2 separate regions of the Homo sapiens genome follow, and region 2 is linked to region 1. Evidence: chromatin loops called from intact Hi-C (ENCODE). Cell type or tissue: B cell. All regions are shown on one strand. Each heading gives the region's core, and the rest is flanking DNA. Links, peaks and the distances in the headings are about the cores only.

What was found. Hi-C counts contacts between places; a loop is a spot of excess contacts. Peaks named below come from ENCODE experiments on the same cell type or tissue, not always from the same donor. Only the 100,000 strongest peaks of a DNase experiment are listed, where the experiment ranks them.
Region 2: it touches region 1 in a loop (1.8-fold over the local background); 2 of 110 quality-filtered maps call a loop at or near these places.

Annotation. Positions count from the first base shown.
Region 1 is chrY:20,601,206-20,609,554 of GRCh38, reverse strand. No RefSeq gene overlaps it. Among named protein-coding and RNA genes, the nearest start is that of EIF1AY, 30 kb to the right of the region's middle. In B cell, for the core only: no CTCF peak of the experiment used is centred there; no DNase peak of the experiment used is centred there.
Region 2 is chrY:20,654,569-20,662,917 of GRCh38, reverse strand. No RefSeq gene overlaps it. Among named protein-coding and RNA genes, the nearest start is that of EIF1AY, 83 kb to the right of the region's middle. In B cell, for the core only: no CTCF peak of the experiment used is centred there; a DNase peak (open chromatin) is centred at 3,257.

The DNA.
Region 1 (8,349 bases), core at 30-8,029:
AACTTTAAGTTCTGGGGTACATATGCAGTATGTGCAGGTTTGTTACATAGGTATACACTTGCCATGGTGGTTTGCATGGAAAAAGAAATGAAAAAAAAAAGCACCCAAATAACAACAACTTCAAATATTGAAGAAGTATCAGTCCACACAGATGATAAAGAACTAGCATGTAAACTATAGCACTCAAAAAGCCAGAGTGTCTCCTTATCTCCAAATGACTGCAGTAGTTTGCCAGTAGTGGTTGTTAGGTAAGCTGAAATGGCGGAGAAAACAGACAGAAAATTCAGAATATAGATTTAAAAAAAAATCATTGAGATTCAGGGGAAAGTCAAAACCCAATCAAAGGAATGGAAGGAATACAATAAAATGACACAGAAAATTGAAAGAAAAAATGACCATTAAAAAAAATCTTATAAAGCTGAAAATCAAATTTCAAGAATATCATAATAGAATTTCAACTTTTACCACAGGAAAGACTGACAGGAGAAAAGAATCTCAGAGTTCAAAGGCCAGTTCTCTAAAATAATTCAGTCACAAAAAAATAAAAAATGAAAAAGAATGAACAAAACCACCAAGAAATATGGAATTATGGAAAAAGGACAAAATCTATAACTCATTTGCTTACTTGAAAAAAAAGAGAGATAAAGCAAGCATCTCGCAAAACATATGTAAGGATGTCATCCATTTAAATTTCTCTAATCTCACTTGAAAGTCCAACATTCAAATCCAACTAATGCGGAAAACAATTGCAAGATAGTATAAAAGATGACCATCTGCAAGATATGTAGACATCAGATTCTCCTAGGTTGAAATCAAAGAAAAAATGTTTTCTAGGGAGAAAAGGCAAGTGACTCATCTGTCAGCAGAAACCTTATATGCCAAAAGAGAATTGGGGCATATATTTAGCATTCTTAAAGAAAAGAAACTCCAACCAAGAATTTAATATCCAGCTAAATTAAGCTCAGAAGTGAAAGAGAAAAAAGATTATTTTTAGAAAAGGAAATGCTAAGAAAATTTGTTACCAGACCTGCCTTACAAGAGATCCTTAAAGAAGTGCTAAGTATGGACAACAACACATTTAAGTACATAAGACTATTAGCACTAAAAAGCAACAAGTATACTATCAACTCTGCATATTAACTAGCAACATGGTGCAGAACCAAATCTTCACGTGTCATTATTAACTCTGAATGTAAATGGACTAAATGCCCAATTAAAAGGTGAGAGTGATAACTTGGATATAGAAGCAAGATCCAACTCTACGCTGTCTTCAAGAGACTCAACTCACATGCATTAGCACCCATATGGTCAAAATAAATAGAAACAGAAAAATCTTTCAAGCAAATGAAAAGGATTGAAAAATTGGGGTTGTTTCTCTAATTTCAGACAAAAGTGATGTTAAACAATTATCCAAAAAAGCATTATATAATGGTAAAGAGTTCAATTCAAGAAAATCTAACTATTCTAAATGTACATGCACACAATACAGGAGCACAAGGATTCATAAAACAAGTTATTGTAGACCTATGAAGAGATTAGATAACCATACAATAATAACAGGAGACTTCAACACACCACTGGCAGTATTAGACCAGTTATTAAGGCAGAAAGCTAACAAAGATATTCAAGATCAGAACTCAATGCTTGACCAAATGCCCTGATACCTACAAAACTCCCAACGAATACATTTTTTTTCCCATTTGAACACAACAGATACTGTAAAGCCAACCAAAAAACTGGCTGTAAAACAAATATCAGCAAATTAGAATACAACAACAACAAAATTATACTAACCAGACTCTGGAACCACAGCAACAACAACAACAACAACAACAACAACAACAACAGCAACAAAAGAAAAGAAAAAAGAAAGAAAGAAATCAATACTAAGAATACTAAGAATATTGTGGAAAACCATACAATTACATGGAAATTAAACAACTGGTTCCTGAAGGACCTTTTAAGTAAATAAGGCAGAAATCAAGAATTTATTAGCCACTGATGAAAAGAAAGGTACAACATAATAAAACCCCTGAGACACTGCTAAAACAGTGTTAAAAGGAGTTTACAGTGTTAAATGCCCACAACAAAAAGTGAGAATGACTGCAAATTAGCAACATAGCACCATATCTAGGGGAACCAGAAAAAAAAAAAAAAGCAAGCCAACCACAAATCTAGCAGAAATGAAGAAATAACCAAAATCCGAGCTGATTTGAACATAATAGAGATGTGAAGTACCATACAAAAGATCAACCAATTCATGGGCTTGTTGTTTGAAAGAATAAGTAAGATCAGCAGTCACTAACTAAATTAACACAGCAAAAAAAATCAAAATAAACATAATAAGAAATGACACTACCACTGACCAGAGAGAAAAAACAAAGAATCCCTCAGAGACTATTATAAAAATGGATAAATGTCTGAGAACCAGCAAACTCACAACTTTAAACCAGGAAGAAATGGAAATCCTGAATAAAGTAAAAATGAGTTACAAAACTGAACCAGTAATAAAGCTTATGAGCCAAAAGAAGCCCAGGACGAGCTGAATTTTACCAGATATATATAAAAAAGAAGTTGATGCCATTCCACTAAAACTATTTCAAAAAAAAAAAAAAAAAAAAGAAGAGAAGAGACTCCTCTCCAGCTATTTCTATGAGGCCAGGAGCATTTTGATAATAAAATCCTGTTAAAGCAACAGTAAAATAAGAAAATTTCAGGCTATCATTATGATCAACATATATGCAAATTTCTCAACAAAATATTAGCAAACCAAATCCAATATTATATCAAAAGATTAATCCACCGATAGGCTTAATCTCTGAAATGGTTGGTACAACACATACAAATCAATCAATGTGATTCATCTCATAAACACAACTAAAAGCAAAACTCAATCAGTTATCTAAAGGGATTAAAAAAAGGCTTCTGATAAATTTTAACATCCCTTCATGTTAAGGATCCTAAGAAAAAATCTAGGTATTAAAGGAACATACCTCAAAATAGTAACAAGCAACATCCTCAAGGCAAAAGCTTGCAGTATTTTCTTTAAGAACTGCAACAAGACAAGGATTTCTATTTTTTTTTTTTTTTTTAATTATACTTTAAGTTCCAGGGTACATGTGCACAATGTGCAGGTTTGTTACACAGGTATACACGTGCCTTGTTGGTTTGCTGCACACATAACTCATCATTTACATTGGATATTTCTTCTAAGGCTATCCCTCCCCCAGGCTCCCACCCGTGACAGACCCTGGTGTGTGATGCTCCCTGCCCTGTGTCCATGTGTTCTCATTGTTCAACTCCCAGTTATGAGTGAGAACATGCGGGGTTTGGTTTTCTGTCCTTGTGATAGTTTGCTGAGAATTATGGTTTCCAGCTTCATCCATGTCCCTGCAAAGAACATGAACTCATCCTTTTTATGGCTGCATAGTATTCCATGGTGTATATGGGCCAAATTTTCTTAACCCAATCCATCACTGATGTTGGCTCCAAGTCTTTGCTATTGTGAATAGTGCCACAATAAACATATGTGTGCATGTGTCTTTATAGTAGCATGATTTATAATGCTTTGAGTATATACCAGTAATGGGATCGCTGATTCTATTTGTAAAACAAATGGTATTTGTAGTTCTAGATCCTTGCTGAATTGCCACACTGTGTTCCACAATGTTTGAACTAATTTACATTCCCACCAACAGTGTAAAAGTGTTGCTATTTCTCCAAATCCTCTCCAGCATCTGTTGTTTCCTGACTTTTTAATGACTGCTATTCTAACTGGCATGAAATGATAACTCATTGTGGTTTTGATTTGCATTTCTCTGATGACCAGTGATGATGAGCATTTTTCCATGTGTCTGTTGGCTGCATAAATGTCTTCTTTTGAGACGTGTCTGTTCATATCCTTTGCCCACTTTTTGATGGGTTTTTTTTTTTTTTTTTAAATTTGTTTAAGTTCTGTGTAGATTCTGGATATTAGCCCTTTGTCAGATGGGTAGATTGCAAAGATTTTCTCCCATTCTGAAGGTTGCCTGTTCACTTTGATCATAGTTTCTTTTGCTGTGCAGAAGCTTTTTAGTTTAATTAGATCCCATTTGTCTAATTTAGCTTTTGTTGCCATTGCTTTTGGTGTTTTAGTCATGAAGCCTTTGCCCATGCCTATGTCCTGAATGGTATTGCCTAGGTTTGGTGTTTTGTTTTTGTTTTTGTTTTTTAACCAAAAATTGTACTTTTTATTGTTTGTTATTCTTCTAAATATTCCCCACATAAGTCAACATAATTATATTTACATTTAGTTGTTTCTATTTAACATCTATGTTACCTTTTTTTAATTTTCAATAGCTTTAGGAGTGCAAGTTGTTTTTGTTTACATGGATAGATTGTACAGTGGTGAAGTCTGGGGTTTTAGTGCACCCATCACCCGACTGGTGTACATTGTACCCAAATGGTAATTTTTCATACCTCATCCTCCATCCATCCTCCTACATTCTGAGTCCCCAATGTCCATTATACCACTCTGTATACCTGTGCTTGCCCACAGCTTAGTTCCCACTTATAAATTAGAAAATGCAATATTTGGTTTTCCATTCCTGAGTTCAGTTACTTCACTTAGAATAACTGGATTCCAGTTCCATTCATGTTGCTGCAAAAGACACTATTTCATTTTTCTGTGCCTGAGTAGTATTCCATGGTATAGATACACCATATTTTCTTTATCCACTCATGAGGTGATGGGCACTCAGGCTTATTTCCTATCTTTGCAATTGTAAATTGTGCTGCAATAAACATAGGTGTCCTTTTGATATACTGATTTTTTTCCTTTCAGTAGTGGGGTTACTAAATTGAATGTTAGATCCACTTTTAATTCTCTGAGAAATCTCCATACTTTTTTTTTTAAATTTTATTATTATTATACTTTAAGTTTTAGGGTACACGTGCACAATGTGCAGGTTTGTTACATATGTATACATGTGCCATGTTGGTGTGCTGCACCCATTAACTCGTCATTTAGCATTAGGTATATCTCCTAATGCTATCCCTCTCCCCTCCCCCAACCCCGCAACAGTCCCTGGTGTGCGATGTTCCCCTTCCTGTGTCCATGTGTTCTCATTGTTCAATTCCGACCTATAAGTGAGAACATGCAGTGTTTGTTTTTTTTGTCCTTTCGATAGCTTGCTGGGAATGATGGTTCAACCCAAATGTCCAACAACGATAGACTGGATTAAGAAAATGTGGCACATATACACCATGGAATACTATGCAGCCATAAAAAATGATGAGTTCATGTCCTTTGTAGGGACATGATGAAACTGGAAACCATCATTCTCTGCCTAGGTTTTATTCTAGGCTTTTTATGGTTTTAAGCCTTATGCTTAAGTCCTTAATCCATCTTGAGTTAATTTTTGTATACAGTGTAAGGAAGGAATCCAGTTTCAGCTTTCTACCTATGACTAGCCAGTTTTCCCGGCACCATTTATTAAATGGGACTTCTTTCTCCATTGATTGTTTTTGTCAAGTTTGTCAAAGATCAGATGGTTGTAGATGTGTGGTGTTATTTCTGCAGCTTTTGTTCTGTTCCATTCGTCAATATATCTGTTTTGGTACGAGTACCATGCTGTTTTGGTTACTGTAGCCTTGCAGTATAGTTTGAAGTCAGGTAGTGTGATGCCTCCAGCTTTGCTCTTTTTGCTTAGGATTGTCTTGGCAATGCAGGCTCTTTTTTGTTTCTGTATGAACTTTAAAGTAGTTTTTTTTTCCAATTCTGTGAAGAAATTCATTGGTAGCTTGATGGGGATGGCACTGAATCTGTAAATTACCTTGGGCAGTATGGCAATTTTCATGATATTGATTCTTCCTATCCATGAGCATGGAATTTTCTTCCACTTGTTTGTGTCCTCTTTTATTTTGCTGAGCTGTGATTTGCTGTTCTCCTTGAAGAGGTCCTTCACATTCATTGTAAGTTGGATTCTTAGGTATTTTATTCTCTTTGTGGTAATTCTTAATGGGAGTTCACTCATGATTTGGCTGTTTGTTTATTGGTGAATAGGAATGCTTGTGATTTTTGCACATCGATTTTGTAAAGGATTCCTACTCTTACTCAAGATAGTACCCAGATAAATCAGGTAAGATAAATAAAGGCTTCCAAATAGGAAGAGAGGAAACCAACTACCTTTTTGTACAGATCTTAGAATTCTATACCTAAAAAACCCTAGCAAAATACATGAACTGACAATTTTCAAAACCTAATAATCTGTGACCGGAGCTTCTAAATTTGATAAGTAGCTTTGGCAAAGTTTTGTGATGCAAAATCAATACACAAAAATCTATAGCTTTCTATAAAGCAAGCAGGTCCAAGCTAATAAACAAACTGATAATATGATCCTATCAAATGGCCACAGAAAGAGTAAAATATTCATGAGTAAAGCTAACAAGGGTGGTAAAAGATGTCTACAAGGTAAATTACAAAACTAATGAATGGAATCAGAGATTTTAAAAAATATATTCCATGCTATGGAGAGCAAGAATCAGTATTTTTAACACAGTCACACTGCCGAAATCAATTTACAGGTTTAATGCTATTTCTATCACATTATCAATGACTTTTTTCAGAAATTAGAAAAATCAATTTTGAAATCTATTTAAAATCAAACAATAGTTTCAATGGCCAAACCAATCCTAGGCAGAAAGAATAAAGCTGCAGACATCACATTACTCAACTTCAAACAATACTTCATGGCTTCAGTAACCAAAAAAGCCTGGCACTGGAAAGTCAGAGTGCTTATTTGAATGAATGATTTGAATCGTTATTTGTTTAGAGAAACATTACTAATTTTTGTACATTGGTTTTGTATCCTGAAACCAAATTTATTTATCAAACAGTTTTTGGTGGAACTTTTAAGATGTTTCTTCATATAAAATATTATCAGCAAGCAAGTATAACTTTTGCATTCCCAAAAATTTGGATACTTTTTGTCTCCATTGTTTGCCTGACTTCTCTGTCTAGAACTACTATTCCTACGATAAATACTAGGAGTGATAGTAGACACAGCCTTATCTTGTGTCAGTTCTTAGACATAATGCTTTCAAACTTTTCCATTCAGTATGATGTTGGCTGTGAGTTTGTTGTCTATGACCTTTTTGAAAAAAATTTGAGGCATTATCTTCTTTGTGCATTTGTTCTGATTACATGGTTTTTGTTTTAATTATGTTTATGTGGTAAATCACATTTATTCATTTGGATATCTTGACCTTGCATTTTTGTATAAAATCACTCGTCATGGTATATTATATTTGAATGTATTATTGGATTTTACTTGAGAGTATTTTGTTGAGGTTTTTATGAACAACTATATGCTCACCAAGTAGAAAACAAGAGTAAATGGATACGTTCTTGGAAACATACAAGCTACCAAGATTGTACAAGGAAAAAAGAGAAATCCTGAACAGAGCAACAAGTAGCAAGAGTGAATCAGCAATAAAGTAATGAGTAGGAATATTAAGTAAGTAATAAATATCTCCCAAACAAGAAAAAAGACCAGGAATGAATGAATTTTCAGCCAAATTCTACAACCACACAAAGAAGACTTGATAAAATTTATGGTAAAACTATTCCAAAAAGTCAGTGAGAATAAACTTCTTCCTAATTCATTCTACAAAGTTATTATTATTGTGATTCTCAAACCAGGCAAGGACACAACAACAAAGGAAACTATCAACAAATGTATTCCTGATGAAAATATACGCAAATAATTTTTTTTAAAAATGACATTGAAATTGTATGTTTGAAGGGTACAGCATGTTTTGATATACATTATTTGTGGCAAAATAATCACTATAGTCACTCTAATTCACATATTTAGATTTCCAAAGTTACTATTTTTGTTTGCAAAAAAATACTTAACATCTACTGTCTTAACATTTGAAGTACATACAGTATTACCTCTAGTCACCAAGCTGTGCAATTATCTTTAGAAGTTATTTATTTTACATAACTGAAACTTAAAACCCTTTAACTAACATCTCCTAATTTTTCCCACACCTATCCTCTCCCTGGTAATTAGAATTCTACTATTATCTTCTATCTAGTTCACTTATAAAAGCTTCACATATGTGTGATCATCCAATATTAGTATTTTTTCTATTTGCATTATCTGTGTCTTGTTAATATTCTCCAGGTTTATCCATGTTTTCCCAAATAGCAGAACTTTATTTTTAATGCTGAACTGTATTCCATTATTTTTTCTTTGAATGTACATAAAAGGATAGCTTAATTATATGATAGTTCTATTTTTAATGTTTTTGAGAACAGTCTACACAGTCATATTTCTGTATCCATGAGGGATTGGTTCCAGT
Region 2 (8,349 bases), core at 105-8,104, 53 kb before region 1:
CCCACTTTTCTGTTTTCTCAGCATATTTTTAAGGGTGGAGTGGGCACATTCTATTATGACCTGTCCTTGGGGGTTATATGGGATACCCATGGAATGTTGGATGTTCCATGTGTGACAAAATTTTTGAAACTGAGCAGGTGTAAAAGCCAGGCCATTACCAGTTTTAATTTTGGTGGCCTGCCCCATAAATGCAAAAGTTAAGAAAAGATGTTTAATGACATATCATGTGGACTCTCCAGAAAGAGCATGAGCACTAATTAGATGGGAATTGTTATCAACAGATACATGTACGTATCTTAGTTTTCCACATTCAGGGACATGTGTAACATCTTTTTGCCATAACTGATTAGGTTCTAGTCCTCCAGGGTTAACCCCTGTTGAAGGATGGGATGTGCCTGTGTGCTGGCAATCTGTGCATTGTAAAATAATTTGTTTAGGTAGTCTTTGGGTTAGTTGAAATTGTTTAATTAATTTTCTCCAATTTTGGTGGAAAAAGTGATGTGATTGGGTGGCTTGGTCAAGCACTGACGTCATAACTTTCAGGTCTGCTTAATCATTGCCATGAACTAGTGGACTGGGCAGCAAGATGTGGGCCTGAATGTGTGTAATTAAAATATAATGTCTTCATTGATCCAGCCATTGCTGAAGTTGAAGAAAAAGGGCACACAGGGTGGGCTCAGTAGTGGACATGAGGGCTGTTTTGAGGTTTTGCAATAAATAAACGGAGTAAGCAGAGTCACTAACAATATTGATGGGCTGAGTGGAAAAGATTTCCAGGGTCAATATTAGGGCTGTAACCTCAGCTCTCTGAGTACTAGTAAATTCAGATCGAGTGAGGGAGTTTTGTGGTTCCTACCAGGTAGCTGCTTTTCCATATTTACCAGAGCCATCAGTGAAAAGCATAAATGTGTTAGGTATGGGGGAGTGAACTACCTACATAGGCATAACTACGGGAACATGAGATAAGAACTGAAGTAGTTTGTCAATGGGAAGAGCATGTTCTACATGGCTCTCATAATCAGAGAGTGCTATCTCAAAGTATAGAAATAGGGGCAGGAGTGCTTCAAATTGTTTTTTACTTAAGGGTATTCTTATGACATCAGGGTCATAAACTTGCAATTGATTGCATCGTTTTCTACCTGTATAGATGACTTACTAAATAGCTGGACATGGAGAGATAGTGTTCTAGTCCCAGTATGTGACCAAAAACCCCATTCTAGGAAGCATAGCCCTGGGACCATTGGTCCTTTTAATCTTGTTGGAGAATGCTTAGTAGGAAAAACAAGCAATTGGACTGAATATTGTGGGTCTATTCAATATAGTTGCCCCTGAAAAATAGCTTGTTCTATTTCCTCAATTTCTCTTTTTGCAGTGGGGGTTAAGTACTGGGTGAGTCCAGGGCTGCATTGCCCTTTAGGATGAAAACAAGTTCTGTAATTTGTCAGTACTTATGCCCAAGGTGGGGCAGGGCTAGTTAATAGGGCCCAGTAATTTTTGACAATCATTTAAGCTGTGTAAGGTGTTAGTATTCAATTTAAACTTTTGAGGTCTTACGGACCAGGAAGTTAGTATGTATCCAAGATATTTCCAAGGGGAGGACATCTGTACATTTTCAGGTGCTATGATTAAACCTCATAACTGTGTCCTTTTGACAGGCATATAAACTCAAAAGTATTGGCTCCTTTGGGGCTGCTGGTATGGATGACCTCACAATTAGGAAATTATTTTCTACTGGGGAGCAAAGCCTGATTTACATGATACTGACACATGGTAGGACTGTTTAGCATTCTTTGAGGAAATACTTTCCAGCAAAATTGGTGAGCTGTACTTTCATTATTGATAGCTAGTATTGCAAACACAAATTATTATATGTCATGTTCTGCAAGGGGACTAGTATAAAAAGCAGTCTTTTAAGTCAATAATGACTATGGGCCAGTCTCGAGGAATCACCACCTGAAAAGGGAGACCCTGTTGAACGGGCCCCATCAGGGCAAATTAGCATTGATAGCATGTAAGTCATGCAAAACTCTTCATCTACCAGAATTTTTGGGAATGACAAAAACAGGCAAATTCCAAGGGCTGTTTTATGGTTCTGTATGACTGGTTTGAATTGTTCCTCAGCTAATTCATGGGCTCATTGTAATTTATCTCCCTCTAAAGGCCACTGTTCTACTCAAATTGGATATTGAGAGAGCCATGTCAGGAGTAGGGGAGGAAATACAGCAGTGGCCACTATTAGAAAAGGGTCTGCAAGGTGACCCCCCATTGGACTAACAGATCCCATCCGCAAAGATTAACAGGGATGGGGATGATTAAAGGTTGTATAACTGCTTTTCTTCCCTCCAGATCATGACATGTTAGGAGGTGCATGCTCTGCTTGGCTGTCGGTGCTTTCCCAATGCTGACAGTTTTTTTAATTCTGAGTGACATAGGGCCAAGTTTCTGGCCAGTTTTAATCATTAATGATCGAAATGTCTGCCCTTGTATCCAACAGGCCAGTAAAATTTTTATTTCCCATTTTTAAGGTAATCACGGGTTTCTGATCAGGGATTAACTGGTCCCAATATACTCCTGTGGCTCCCAAGCTTCCAAAACATCCTTGTCCCCTTTCCTTTCCCTGGGCATTGGGAACCCAGTATAGTAAGTAGTAATCCAGCTATCTTAGATATAGGAGAGCATATGTAGTCCTTTAGATTACATCATAACTAATATGTCACCTGATAATCACTATCAATTACTCTGGTAAGCACATTGATTCCTTTACAGGATAGTTTGGATCACCCTAGGACCAATCCCACTGTTTCCAGAGGCAGTGGGTCCAGACTCTTGTTGCAACCCTTTTAGGGTCTTCTTCTTTTAGCACTAATTTGTTGGGGCAGAGTAAGTCCAGTTGTGAGTTCCCAGTGGTGGCTGCTCTGAGAAAGAGGACTGAGGGCTTTCCATCTGATCTAGGAAAGCTGCTGAAGTTTTCAACTTAATTACTTAGGGGGTTGCCATTTTTATCAAATTTGGACTTACTTTGATTTGCCCAGTGTTGTCCCTTTTTACCTCAGGGGCATATAGAAGAAGGTTCTTTTCCTGAGTTACTTTGGTCTTTACTATTGGGGCATTTCTGCTTCATATAACCTGGTTCTCCACATAGAAACAATTTGGGTTTTTCTCTCTTTTCACTTTAGGAGGCTGTAATGACATTGCCAATATTCTGGCTTTGTGTGTTTCAGTCTGCACCAGCTGACTTCCTCATGTAAGTTCCCCTGACTGTAGCTGCGTTTCCTCTGATTGCCTACATTGCTTGCTGGCAGTCTACATTAGCATTTTTTTAAGCCAATTGCAACAATAAGATATCAGCAGCCTAGTCATGAGTAATTTGTCTCTCAATTGCGTGGGTCAACCAACTGATAAATTCAACAAATGCCTCCTGAGGCCCTTGTCAAACATTTACAAAAGCCCCCTGATGAATTCTGCCTTGGGGAATTTGGTCCCAGATCCTGTGAATGCACAAAGATACTTGTGCAAAGAGGGACAAAATTTAATTGTTGTTGTGCATTAATACAGGGACCCCTCCCCTGAACGTAGCAGCCATTATGTTTTGCTTGGCCTATTGATTCTGATTGGCTTGTTGTCCTCACAACTCATGACATTTAGAGGTATTGACTGGCCTCTAAAGTTGTTTTAGCTAATACTGACCAGTCCCACAGGGTTATATGGTAGTTGTTTGCTATGGCCTCAATTAATCCTTTTGTAAATGGGCTAGCAGCTCCATTTTCTCTAATGTTTTTTCTCATTTCCTTGTAAGTGTTGAAAATAATGGGTTTATGTACCTGATTTCCTTGTTGATCTTGCATCACTGGGTAGGCCAAGAGCTCCCCTTCTAATATGCTTTCCTAAGTTAGGGTCCCATAACTGTAGTGTATCATCTGTCTTTTTTCCAATTTATTGGTGGAGGGGGCTCAGGGAAAATCTCTGTCTCCTGTGTGGCACCTTTACTTGATAACAGTGGGTCTGAGGGAAGAGGAGGAGGAGGTAAGGTAGATGATAGTTCTTCCTCCCTTCCCTTTTTAGGCTATTCTGTGTAGAGTGGGGCCAAAGCAGCCCTACCTAAGGCCCATAACGTTAAAGATGTTACTGGGACATGTTGCCCTTCTGCATGATGTCATTTAAGTTTCTCCCCACTTAGTCCCAGAGCTCTAAGTCTAATGTGCCTTCTTTAGGTAACCATGGGGGTTATGGCAAACAACAGTTTGCATTAGTTTCCTTAATCGAGCCTGCAAAACCGAGGCTCCACTTGCTTTAAGTAGCTGTTTCAATACTTTTATATACTGTTGCTGTTGAGCTGGTAACTGTTGTCCCATGGTGAAACCCTAGCTTGAAAATCCCCTTCAACTTGGGAATGCTGAACAGACACAAATTACTTACTGTGCAGTCACTTCACCTTCTTTTTTTTTTTTAAGACGGAGTTTCACTCTTGTTGCCCAGGCTAGAGTGCCCAAGTAGCTAGGACTACAGGCACGCACCACCACACCCAGCTAATTGTTTGTATTTTTAGTAGAGACAGGGTTTCACTATGTTGGTCAGGCTGGCCTTGATCTCATGACCTCGTGATCTGCAAGCCTCGGCCTCCCAAAGTGCTGGGATTACAGGCGTGAGCCACTGCGCCCGGCCCACTTCACCTTCATTTTTGAGGGTTCTGTTGTGATCCATTGCAGTGTTCCTCACAAAGGACACTACCTGCCATGTTTTTTGTGCAGACCCTGGCCGAGTGACAGATAAAAGGAATACTTAGACACAGGTATGCAGTGTAAGATCCGGTAGGGGTCTGCCTAGCTCTAGTGGCCAAAGTGTAGCCTCGAGAAGCTAGAGCTGCTTGCTTTTATTCAGTGCAGGCATAATGCTGAGAGCCTGGAGCAAACACAATCTGTGGGAAATTAATATTTATTGTTCCCCTTTCAGGGAGTGTCATGCACCTGGATGATCAAGCATCAGTTCCTGGTCAATATAAGTGAATAAGCCTGTTTAAGATAAATTCCCCTACACTTCCTTGTACCTACCGCTTGCTGTCTGCCTCAGAGATAGAGAACAGCTGCCTTCAGCTATTCTCCCCTGAAGCTATGCAGAGGCTTCTGACCTTTCAGAAGGCCTGCTCCTTTCCCTATAAATTTCTCCCACCACTCTGACCGATCTCCTGCCGTTTCACATATAACTCACAATTATTTCATTCATTTTGACTTTAGATATTCTGATGACTCTGTTCTTTGGTGATGATGATCTTTCCACAATAAAATTCCCAGGAATCCTTTGAGCTTCTTGCATTTGGCTGTCTAGATGTCTGGCAAGGCCAGAGACAATTTTCTCAATTTTTGCCTCAAGTTAAGTTTTCAAAACTTTTAGACTTCTCCCTCAAGAACATCAATTAATCTTAGGTTTGTCAGTTTTACATAATTCCATATTTCTTGGAGACTGTGTTCAGTTTTTGAATTCTTTTTATTTTGTCTTTGTTTCATTGGGTTAAAAGTCTTGCCTTTGAGCTCTAAAATCTTTTCCTCTACTTGTTCTTATCTATTATTGAAACTTTCCACAGTGTTTAGTATTCCCCTGTGTGTCTTTAATTTCCAGAGAAGTTATGATTGTTCTGATTCCTTTTTTCTTATTATAGCTATTTCTTTGGAAATTTAAAAATTCATATCCTATTTTTAAAATTTTTGGTTGTTTTTTACTTTTCTCTGATATCTTCTCGAGTATCATAATAATCAATCTTCTCAATTCTTTGGCATTTCAGAGGTTTCATCTTGGTTTAGATTTACTGCTGGGGAGCTGGTATAATCTCTGGAGAGAATTATAGAGCCTGTTTTGTCATATTATTAGAATACCTTTCTTGTTTCTTCTCACATGGATAAACTATTTTTTTAAGTTTTTCTTGAATTTATTTTTTACTTGATTATTTTTTCTTATTCCTAATAATCTGACTTTGATGTTTATAGTTTATTTTAGCTTAATTTTGTTCTTGGTGCTTGTAGTGGTGATGACCCTGTATGAGTTTTTTTTACTTATAGAGCGTCCTTTTGTGCTGGCTTTCTGAGATGCTGGTTGTAGTAGTAATGTTCTTGGTATGTGGATGAGTTCACTGGCTTCTATGGTTTTGGAATGGCAGGGATCTCTTGAAGCTTAGCTCATTCTCAAGTGGTATACATTTCACTTATTTATTTAATTTTCCCCCTAAAATGTGTACATTTCATTTATTTATTTAATTTCCCCCCAGGATTTTATTTACTGAGTTGATGATTCAGTCAATAGGGCAGGTAACCCTGGGTAGACACTGGTTGTAGCTAATGTGGGTAGATCTAGGAAGATGTAATACCCAGTGTTGGGTAGAGGTTCCAACCTTTGATGAAGGTGGCTGTGGGAGCTCTCAATTAGATGTGCTGAGGATTTATCAAAGTGAAGGGGAGAGCTACTTTAGCACCCCTGCCAGACAAGGAGAAAAGTTATCTGCCTCTCAGCCTCATTCCTGTCCCATATTTTAGCTTTTCAGATCAAACAGGTACCTCTTATCATCCATAGGAACGTTTATGTTCCAAGTAGACAGAAATTGTGACTCTGCCTGTTGTGCGGGTCTGAATCAGGGAAGCACTCCTCCTGCGGGGATGCAATTACCCTGAATTGTTCCCGGAAGTTTGCCTGTAGATTAATTCATGCTGCATCCCATAAGACAAGCCCCAGCTCTGTCTGCAAAGGTATACGGTGTGGCAGGGGGTGGGAGTGGGAACAGACCTCTTCTCCAAGCCTCTTTACAATCACGGAGGTTGCCTGCCTGTTGGGGTAGAGGTACAGAATTTCCCTGCTTTAACTAGCACTGCAATTATGTCTTTGCTGTAAGAAGCTTCCCACCAGTGGGAAAGATAATGGATGGAAGGCCTTCCACCCAGATTCCTTTGTCCCACTGGGTGTTCCCTTGATATGGTGCACGATCCTTCCTTCTCCTGTGAATGGAACTTTCTGAGAGCTGCACTGCATTTATTGTTATTGCTCTTCTGAGTCTAGCTACCCAGATGGGCTGCCAAACTTCAAGCTCGTGCTGGGAAATGTCTGGAAGGGATCTAGTGATGCAACCTGACTTCAGGTCTCCTAGTAGTAGATACCAGTGCCTGCTCCCTTAGAGGTGGCAGGGGAATGACATACACCATTTGATTCCTTAGTTGTATATAAACTTAATGTGATGGCTTTCTTGAATGCTGATTTTAATTGTAATGAACTTGTAACATGTACACACTTATGACCTGTCATTGGCCAGGTTTTTGTAGGCAGTGGTGTTAGCTGAGATTCCCATAACTATTTTCTCACTCCTAGGAGCAGTGCTCTTCTGCTGAGAGATGCTGTAATGGCCTAAGCAGTTTGGCCTCCCACCAAGAGATGGCATATAAAAGAGAGCACCAGCTGTGGTAGTAGCAGTAAGATTTGTGCTTACTTTGTTTTTCTGTAGAAGTATTCTGGGTTCTCAGGTGATAGATGGGGTCATAAAACTCCTAAAAGTTTATGTTATTTGTGTTAAGCTACCAGGGTAGGTAGAGAAATACCATTAGGTGGGGTCAGTGTTAGGTATGAGCTCACACTCTCCTTGGGCAGGGCCAGCTGTGGCCACTGTGTTTATCAGGTCACTAGGTAATATTCCAGAAAGTAATATTCCACTAGGTAATATTCCAGAAGAAAATATCCAGGTCACTAGGTAATATTCCAGAAGGGAGTAAAACTGCCTCTGCTGGGCAGTAAAGTTCACAAATGGTGTGGGGAGTAGCAGGAAATTATAAGCCTCACCCAGGTCCCAAAAACCTGACAAAGCTGGTCTCACCTGAACAGTGCCCCATTAACAGCACCTTGTTTAAATCCAGGTAGCTTGCACACACAACTCAGATCTTCCCCACTTTGTAAGCTTCCCTGCAGAGATAACAACCTTGATTTCTATTCCATGACCCTCTATGTCTTCATGTGAAGCTGGCTGCCCAGCTCCTGTGCTCCTGTCTACAGTATCCTCACACTTGTCCCCAGTTGTGTTCGAGGAAGTTTCTCCCCATTTAGAGAATTACAAAATTCACTTGGGAGCTCCTTCCACACTGTGACACTCCCTGATCTCATTGTTTGACTTTCATGAAGGCCCTTGTGAGTTGTAGTCATGGATGACTTCCCTCAGCTCATGCTGGATACTAGGAATGCGTACAAGGTTCTTTCTGCTGCTGCTTCTACTTTTACATTTCATGTGGCCCCCTAAATCTCTTTGGGTAGGGTTAAGGGCTTCTCCTGTAATCTGGATGTTCAGATTACCTAGGGTTGTGTGCTCAGATGCAGGCTTTCTAACTT